2 separate regions of the Homo sapiens genome follow, and region 2 is linked to region 1. Evidence: chromatin contacts called from ENCODE Hi-C or POLR2A ChIA-PET data. All regions are on one chromosome and are shown on one strand. Each heading gives the region's core, a stretch centred on a gene start or an enhancer-like site at or near the end of the contact. The rest is flanking DNA. Distances are from core to core; before and after follow the strand shown.

The links. Hi-C counts contacts between places; a loop is a spot of excess contacts on that map. ChIA-PET counts read pairs that join two places held with the same protein, here RNA polymerase II (POLR2A). Pooled maps may share reads with other maps.
Region 2: a loop to region 1 is called in a map of CD4-positive, alpha-beta T cell, with 4 times the contacts of the local background. The contact joins the promoter of RGL2 here to the promoter of NEU1 in region 1. A Hi-C loop is called at or near these places in 1 of 168 maps with a recorded cell type or tissue (CD4-positive, alpha-beta T cell), 3 of 37 single-sample maps with no recorded cell type and 11 of 50 pooled maps. POLR2A ChIA-PET finds 5 or more read pairs at or near these places in 1 of 52 experiments (B cell).

The regions. Positions count from the first base shown.
Region 1 is chr6:31,860,770-31,864,596 of GRCh38, forward strand. It overlaps NEU1 (neuraminidase 1), which reads right to left and starts at 2,052. Exons shown (of 6, transcript NM_000434.4): 1 at 1,849-2,052; 2 at 1,230-1,422; 3 at 419-681. The coding sequence starts at 2,007. SLC44A4 (solute carrier family 44 member 4) reads right to left here. Exons shown (of 21, transcript NM_025257.3): 21 at 2,423-2,979. The coding sequence ends at 2,858. RefSeq lists enhancers at 2,233-2,858, 2,859-3,482, 3,483-3,827.
Region 2 is chr6:33,296,514-33,300,340 of GRCh38, forward strand. It overlaps RGL2 (ral guanine nucleotide dissociation stimulator like 2), which reads right to left and starts at 2,429. Exons shown (of 18, transcript NM_004761.5): 1 at 2,357-2,429; 2 at 1,942-2,138; 3 at 519-602; 4 at 85-263. The coding sequence starts at 2,097. It overlaps TAPBP (TAP binding protein), which reads right to left. Exons shown (of 8, transcript NM_003190.5): 8 at 3,181-3,827. RefSeq lists enhancers at 780-1,307, 1,394-1,894, 3,597-3,827 and a silencer at 2,662-2,840.

The DNA of each region.
Region 1 (3,827 bases), core at 802-3,301:
AATACACACCCTGTTTGAATTAAGAAGCTCTCCCAGGGTGTACAGCTGGACATGTGCACCAGGGGCCCAGCCACAGGGTGCATGAGAGCTTAAACCCAACCTGTGCTCACTCGCCAAGCTGTGCACCCTGGCACAGGCTTGTGTCTGTCCAAAGAGGCAGTGCCTTTTTCTACTTTGCATGAGGGTATTGCATGGACTAACGCAGTCCTGTTGACAATGCCAAATGGGAAGCCAATGGCAGAGTTCCCTCTTCTCCTGATAATGTGTTCCTACCAGGATGCCCTGTCTTTCAAGGAATCCCACCCAAGCCAGAAAATCTGACTTCAGAGAATCTTCCCCTTGGAAAGGAGTCCATTTGGGGGTATCCCTCAGACTCTCCACAAGGCAGCCCCCTCCACCTATCTCCTAGGACAGAGACCTGAATACCAGAGCCCGGTCCAGGGGCAAACACTTCAGTGCCAATATCCAGGGAGAGATTCCGGGGTGTGCTCCAGGAAACACCATCATCCTTGCTCCATACCAACATGGTAGAGGCCACCTGGCAGCCGGCCTTGTGAGCACAAAGGGAGTAGAAAAGAAATACTACTCCTGTCTCAACATCGCTCACTACTGCCCCAAGGTTCAGCCCATCGGGGACATCCCCATCATTGACAATGAACGCTGTAGGAGACCATGTGCTGCCTGAAAAAAATTGGAGGAAGAAACCCAGAGTGAGCACTCTGCAGGTACCCTTTCTACCACTTCCCGTTAATTTCCCACCTTCTGCTAGGGACCTCAGGCCTTCCGATGGTCCCAGGGTGCAATCCAACACTTGCACTATCTATACCTCTTGTCCTGTTTTATTTTTCTCCATTGCATTTATCACCTTGCAACAGACAAAAAAGTTTACTTGTTTATTATGCTTGTCTGTCTCCTTCCAGTACAATTTAAATCCTGAGGGCAGAGATTTTTGATCTGTTTTGTTCGTGGCTATATTCATGAAACCTAAAATAGTGCCTGGTATAGGTATATAGTACCCAATAAATGTTTGCTAAGTGAATGTCCAACTCCTTGGTGATCCCAATTTCCAGATCACTGTCCTAGACACTTGCCCTTCTCGGGTTCCCTCTACCCCTCAGGGACTCAGGCAACCAACCCTCTAAGTTCCCCTATCCTCAGGGCCCTTGGGCTCATTGGGCTGCCCACCCATCCAACCTAGCACCGGCTCTTTCACCCAGACATCTTTATACCCTGGTCCATGGACCTCCGCAGGGCGATGAACTTGGCCCCCTCATCGGATGAGGACATTTTCCTCGCCTCAGCAAAGGCGAGAAGAGTGCCCCGCGGAGTGGCTGTGATGAGCGGGATGCGGAAGGTGTCCACTGAGCCGATCTGTCTCCCGCTCACCCACAGCAGTTGCTCCATGGTCACCAGCGGCTGCACCTGTCATGGGAGGAGGAAGGGTCAACAAAGACAAACTTGTCTTGGGGGTTTTAGGAACCCACGTTCCGATGGGAGAGGGAGGATCTAATGGGGATCCCGAGTAGGGGATGGGGTCCCAGAACAAGAAAGAGGAACACGAAGGGGAGTTTGGAGCGAAGCTGGAGGCTCGGAGCAGGGGAGGGTCTACGAAAGGAGAAGGCGCCTTCAGGGAGGGAAGGGGACCCCAAAAGAGGAAGGGGCTCGAATGAGGAGAAGGACGGGGACCCGGAGAGGGAGAGGGGCTGGGAGCGGTAGGAGGAAACGGGGTCTGGGAGAAAGAAAAGGGTCCTGTCGCGGAAAGTCGGCTCAGCCGCCCGCGTTCCGGGGGACACTAGGTGTCGATCACCTGCGCGGGTCGGGGATGGGGCTATGCAAAGGGTGACTCACCAGACCGAAGTCGTTCTCAGCCTTGGACCAGGAGGCTGCCAGAGACAGCAGCAGGAAGATCGCGGCAAACACCCAAACCCTACAGCCTCCCCAGAAGCCCAGAATCCGCGGCCCCCAGCGTCTGTCCGGGAGCGCCGTGCTGGGTCGCTCCCCAGTCATCTCTCCCCGCAGCTGCCGCGACCCTGGCAGCTAGACTCCACAGAGTCGGGAGTCAGCTGACCCGGACCCTTTAAAGCGCAGATGTCACCCTTAAGCCCGCCCCGGTCTGGAGGCCCCGCCGCGCTTCCCGGACTCTAATTGGTCTTCAAGTAGCTCATCTCCTCCCACGTGATCACGCAGCATCTCGAAGCTTGCCCTTCCGATTGGCCCTCTTGGAGGCCCTCTTGGAGGCCCGGAGCGCGTGACCCGAACGGGAAGCGGACTGGCTGGGGTGAAGAAGGGACTGGCACCATCCTTATTGGGCTTTTTGATTGGCCGCGGCACCAGGACACGTCACAGGGGCGGGGCCGATTTTAAAGAGCCGGGCGCGGAAAAAAAAAGGCCGCCTGTCGTCGTGGAGAGAATGAGTCACAGATTTACTGAGTTAACAAAATATCTTTAATAAAATCTTTTTGTTTGTTTGTTTTGTTTTGGAGACAGAGTCTGTCACCCAGGTTGGAGTGCAGTGGCGCGATCTCGGCTCACTGCAACCTCTGCCTCCCGGGTTCAAGCGATTCTCCTGCCTCAGCCTCCCGAGTAGCTGGGATGACAGGTGCATGCCACCACTCTCGGCTAATTTTTGTATTTTTAATAGAGACGGAGGTTTCACCATGTTGGCCAGGCTGGTCTCGAACTCCTGACTCAGGTGATCCGCCCGCCTCAGCCTCTCAAAGTGTTGGATTACAGGCGTGAGCCACGGCGCCTGGCCTAAAACCTTTTTTTACCACAAAATGGAGACCTGTAAGGCGAAGTGAGGTTGGATGGCTGGACGGTGGGGGTGGGGTGCAGTCCTGGATCAGGGCCGGAGCTGTCACTTCTTCCTCTTCTTGTTGTCCGGGGGCGCCTCGTTCTTCTTGCCCAGAATCTTTAGAAGGCTCTTGGACATGTAGTAGGGCCGGTCCAGGGAGCCGTTGTTCCGCTCCAGGTCTTCCACTGAGCCGCAACAGAGACCGGTTAGAGCGGACCCTGGGGCCAGGAAATCGGGGACTGGGAGGCAAGCTGCCTGCGGGATTTGGAATCCAAGCTGCACCACCACCCTTACCCCCGGGCAGGTTATGTAATCTCAGTTTCCTCCTGTGAAGTGGGGTCGGGAATATTATGTTGCATAGAGCGATGATAAGAATTAGCGGAAAAAATGCATGTCAGTCGCTTAGGAGGAGACTGGCAAACCCTGAATGGATGCATGCTGTAGAGTAAGAAAATCCCCTGCCGCTACAGCCACCTGCTGGGAAGTCTCTCTAATGGCTCTTTTTTTTTTTTAATCTTTTTTCTTTGTTTTGAGACGGAGTCTTGCTGTCGCCCAAGCTGAAGTGCAGTAGCGCAATCTCGGCTCGCTGCAACCTCCGCCTCCTGAGTTCAAGCGATTCTCCTGCTTCAGCCTCCCAAGTGGCTGGGATTACAGGCGCCCGCCACCGCGCCCAGCTAATTTTTTGTATTTTTAGTAGAGAGGGGTTTCACCATGTGGGCCAGGCTGGTCTCGAACTCCTGACCTCAGGGTGATCTGCCCACCTCGGTCCCCCAAAGTGCTGGCATGACAGGCGTGAGCCACCATGCCTGGCCTCTAATGGCTAACTTCTACCCGAGATTTCTTAGGGAAGATAGCAGAGACCTCTCCATCAGAATGCTCCTTCTTTGGAGAGCCTACCGGCCTGGGGGCTCACTCTCTTCCTTCTTCCCTAAACGCCTGGCCTCAGGATGTCACAAGAAGCTCCCTCTGGTTCGTTTAGCTCACAAAGGCATTGTTTCTAGAAGCACCAAATCTCCAAAAAAAAAAAAAAATG
Region 2 (3,827 bases), core at 1,179-3,678, 1.4 Mb after region 1:
GGCTTTGACTATTTTGGTGGGATGTTGCGGCTTTAGGAAATCCGGGCAGATACTCCACTACCCTGCGTCCCTTATGACTCTGACCTGTCAGCCATAAGCCCTAGCAAGGCAGGCGTGGAGGTGAAGGCCCGGTGGGTAGCCAGGAAGGCTGACATGAAGCTCACATCAGTCCCTGATGTCCGGGTATCCAGTAGGTGTCTGACCAGGGCCTCCAGAGTGCCAGCTCGGAGCCGTCGGGAGGAACGTGGGGGAGGCATAGGGACCTGGAGAACACAGAGAGATGATCGCTAACCCTTTCTCCCACTCTGCACCTAGATTTCTGAGGACAATCCCAGACCCAGGAGATGTTCCAGACTCATTTTTCTGATATTCAGAGAGGGCAAGAGTCTTGGCCTATGTCACACAGCAGAGTCCAGGACTCCAGAACTCCAACCTAGCACTCTGGCCAGAAAGTCAGCCAGAGGAAGGAAAACTGGGAATGAAGAGTCAGAGGTGAGAAGCTAAAGTCATGATCTCACCAAGGGATCAAGAGGTCGATATTGGCGGCTTGTGACGGTAAACACGGCACCATCCTCCTCCTCATCCCAGACGGACACAGGGGCCTGGAGGAGCAAGGAAGGGGAAGTCAGACAGTTCCACACCACCCCCCATTGCCCTCAGCCTTCACCCCAGGCCCTGCTCCTCCCTCTGTACCCCTCACCTGTGGTGGCAGGGCATAGTACCAGCGAGTGCGAGGAAGGGTTGGGGGAGCTGGTGACCCCAGGTCTCCCCCACTGGGGCCCAGACAGCCCCACCCCAGCCGCCTCAGGGCCCCGGTGGAGTCGAAGGGGCTGCAGTGGAGGCGTGGATGGAGTACAGGAATTCTGATCCTGGAGACCCCCAAAGCCCCTTCTCCCCAGAGCTGAACCCACACACGACAGAGAAGCAGGGTACAAAGGGCAGGAGAGGGAAGCGAGAGGCAGCAAGCCAGAGGCAGCGACTAGGGGTAGCTGAAACCTCAGTCCAGGCACTGCCGCATGCCCCGCCCCTCCCGGCCAAGGACTATACCAGCCCAGAGAATTAGTCTTTTTCAGGACCCCTTTCACCCTGGTCCCTCGGGTAGCGCCTCCACTATCTCAGCCCTAAGGGACCCCCGAAGGTAGCAGCTCCAATCCCAGTACAGGAAGGAAAAGGGGAAGTGGGATGATAGGGGGTTGGGGGCGGTAGACTCAGAGAGTCACGTGGCCCCAGCCCCTCCCCCGACCGATCCCGAAAAACCAGCCCTGCCAGTCAACCTGCCCTCACCTAGGATCTGGACCTAGGAGTTTAGGGCCTCGGGGCCCCAAATCCAAATTCTGGCCCCTCCTGAGGCCCGAAATCCTGCTCCTGGCCACCACCATTAATCCCTAATGAAAACAGATGACCACTCTCTACCCACCCTAGGATCTTTCCTCCAGGTCCCAGAACCGTGGCTTCCCGGCCTCTACCCAGGACCGGGGCGGGGCGGGGGGGCGGGGGGAAGGGGGAGAGAGGGAAGGAGGGGTCACGAAATCTGAGGGTTCCCTCCCCAATCCCAGAGTCAGAGGAGCTGGTTACTGTGGAAACAAACCCCTCCCCGCCAAACAAAAACAAGGAGGGAGACAGGGACCAAGACACGACTGCTCAGAGAGGTAGGCACACTCAGGCAGGCAGAGGTGGAGGGCCAAAGACCCGCAGGGACAGGACAGCCAGCCAGAAGTTCCAGGCAGGAACAGGGCAGGTTCCTGCGGGCAGGTCCTGAGTCACACTGACAGAGAACCACGGAGACGCCAGGACTCCCCGCAGCAGAGAAACGGGCCGACACCCAGGGAGGCGCGAGAATAACTGAGGCAAGGAGGAGGAGATGTAGGGACCCAGAGACAAGAGAAAAGTGGAGACTTCAGAAATACATACGCCCCCTACCTCCCACCACCCGCGTCTCACCTCTTCTTCTTCCTCCTCCTCTTCCTCCTGCCCCCCGCCCACGACCAGGCCACCTGGGCCCCCACCCTCTTCGGGGTCCCGGCTTCGGAAGCTGCTCAGTACGACTCCCCCGGGGGGGCTCGTGTCCAAAAGCAGCCGCAGGGGCCGCGGGAGCATGGCCGAGTGAAGGAATCAGCGGGGTCGGGCCATGGGGGCGCCTGGGGAGAGACGGGGTGGGGTGGGGGTGGAGAGTCAGGCAGGCGCGGGGGAACCGGGCAGGGAAGGGACGTGGGTGGGTGTCAAGAAGACCGGAAGGGAGTTCTGCAGGAAGGTTGGGGGAGGGGGCAACAGAAGGGTGGAATAGGGGGGCCCTTGGTGCTGTTGGGGAAGGAGGAGGTCACGAGTACGGGGACGCGCAGGGTGCTCAGGCTCTGACCTGCTCGGGAGGGGTGGGGGCAGCGTGGGTCCTGAGCCGCTGTTGCCGTCGGTCTCCGGCCCCGGACCGAGTCCCCTCCCCGGCTTTTCCGTACCCCCTTGAACCCCCCCGCCGGGCTCCTGGGCCCTCCCGCCCTTTCCGCTCCCCCCCGCGTCCGCCCGCTCCGAGAGCAGGAGCCAAAAGGGGAAGGAAGTGAGGACAGGAGCCAGGGCCGCGGACTAGGGGAGCGCTGGACGCTCAGGGACCAGGACCCAGGCGCCCGAGTCCCCAGCTCCACTGTCCTCCGCCTCTACACTCGGGGATTCTGGAGACCACGTCGACCCGCAATGAACTGGAATAAAGATTCCAGTCTCCAGCCCCTGGGGGAAGGCAGGAGCAGAATTTGACATTCCCTTCCCCAACAATAACACGGCTAAAACTCCCGCGGGAAGCGTTTCAGGCGGAGAGAGAGCCGGTCACTCCATCCCCACGGGATTACCCTCCCTACCACAACCCACGAATGTAGCTGACCGAAATCCCGGCCGGGTTTTCCGAAGGGCCCTCGATTCCCGCCCCCTCGGCAGGGGGCGGGGCAGGAAGCAGCCACATCCGGTTCCAGATTCGGCTCTCAGAGGCTTCCGGCGCCGAGACCGAGATCCCCGTCGGCTCGGTGTATCCTCGCTGGTGGAGTACCCTCTGCTTGAGCGCATCTCATGCGCCAGTAGTGGCGCCCGCCCCGAACGGTGTCGACGGGGCGTTCTCTGAGCGGTTCAGGGTCACTGGAAGGGACCAGAGGTGATTGGAATATTCATTGAGCTTGGAAAGGGGTTGGAATGAGAGAACCGTTTGGAAGCACTGGAATACAGCTTTATTCCTACACGATTAGACCCGTTACCCCGTGGGTCTGGCCGACCGTCCTGACTCGGAGATCCCTGAGCTGCGCCGCCGCTTCCTTCGTCAACATCCAGCAGCTACTTGATGAGCGCCCTCCAGTGGGCCTTAGGTCCCTATGCCGGCGCGGGGTTACAGCAGTGGACAGACAGGCCAGTCCCTGTCCTCGAGGAGCCCATGATCCGCGGGGAGACAGGCATTTAACGACGACTCACACGATCACTTAAATACAACTGTGGTGAACCGCACAAGAGGGACGCGCGGCGGTCTGCGGGGAATGACGAGGCCGACCTCGTCTGCGACCCAGGGAGGGCAAGGGTGGACCAGGCAAAGGGAACAGAGGACTGGGACCTGGAGGTGGGCGGGAGGCGTTTGGTTCATTGGAGGAAAGGAATAGCCCTGTGTGTGATGAGCATTGAGAGGAGGTCTGGCGAGCACCATCTAGGGCTGAAGAACTAGGCAGTGGCTCCAGCGCGGGGCGGTGGGGGGGACAAGTGAGCCAGGGCAAGAAGAATGGATTTGGCCCTAGAGTACGGGTTCTCCAAATGTAACCTCGGCCCTACAGATCTCTGAGACTATGTCAGGGGGTTTGTGAGATTTT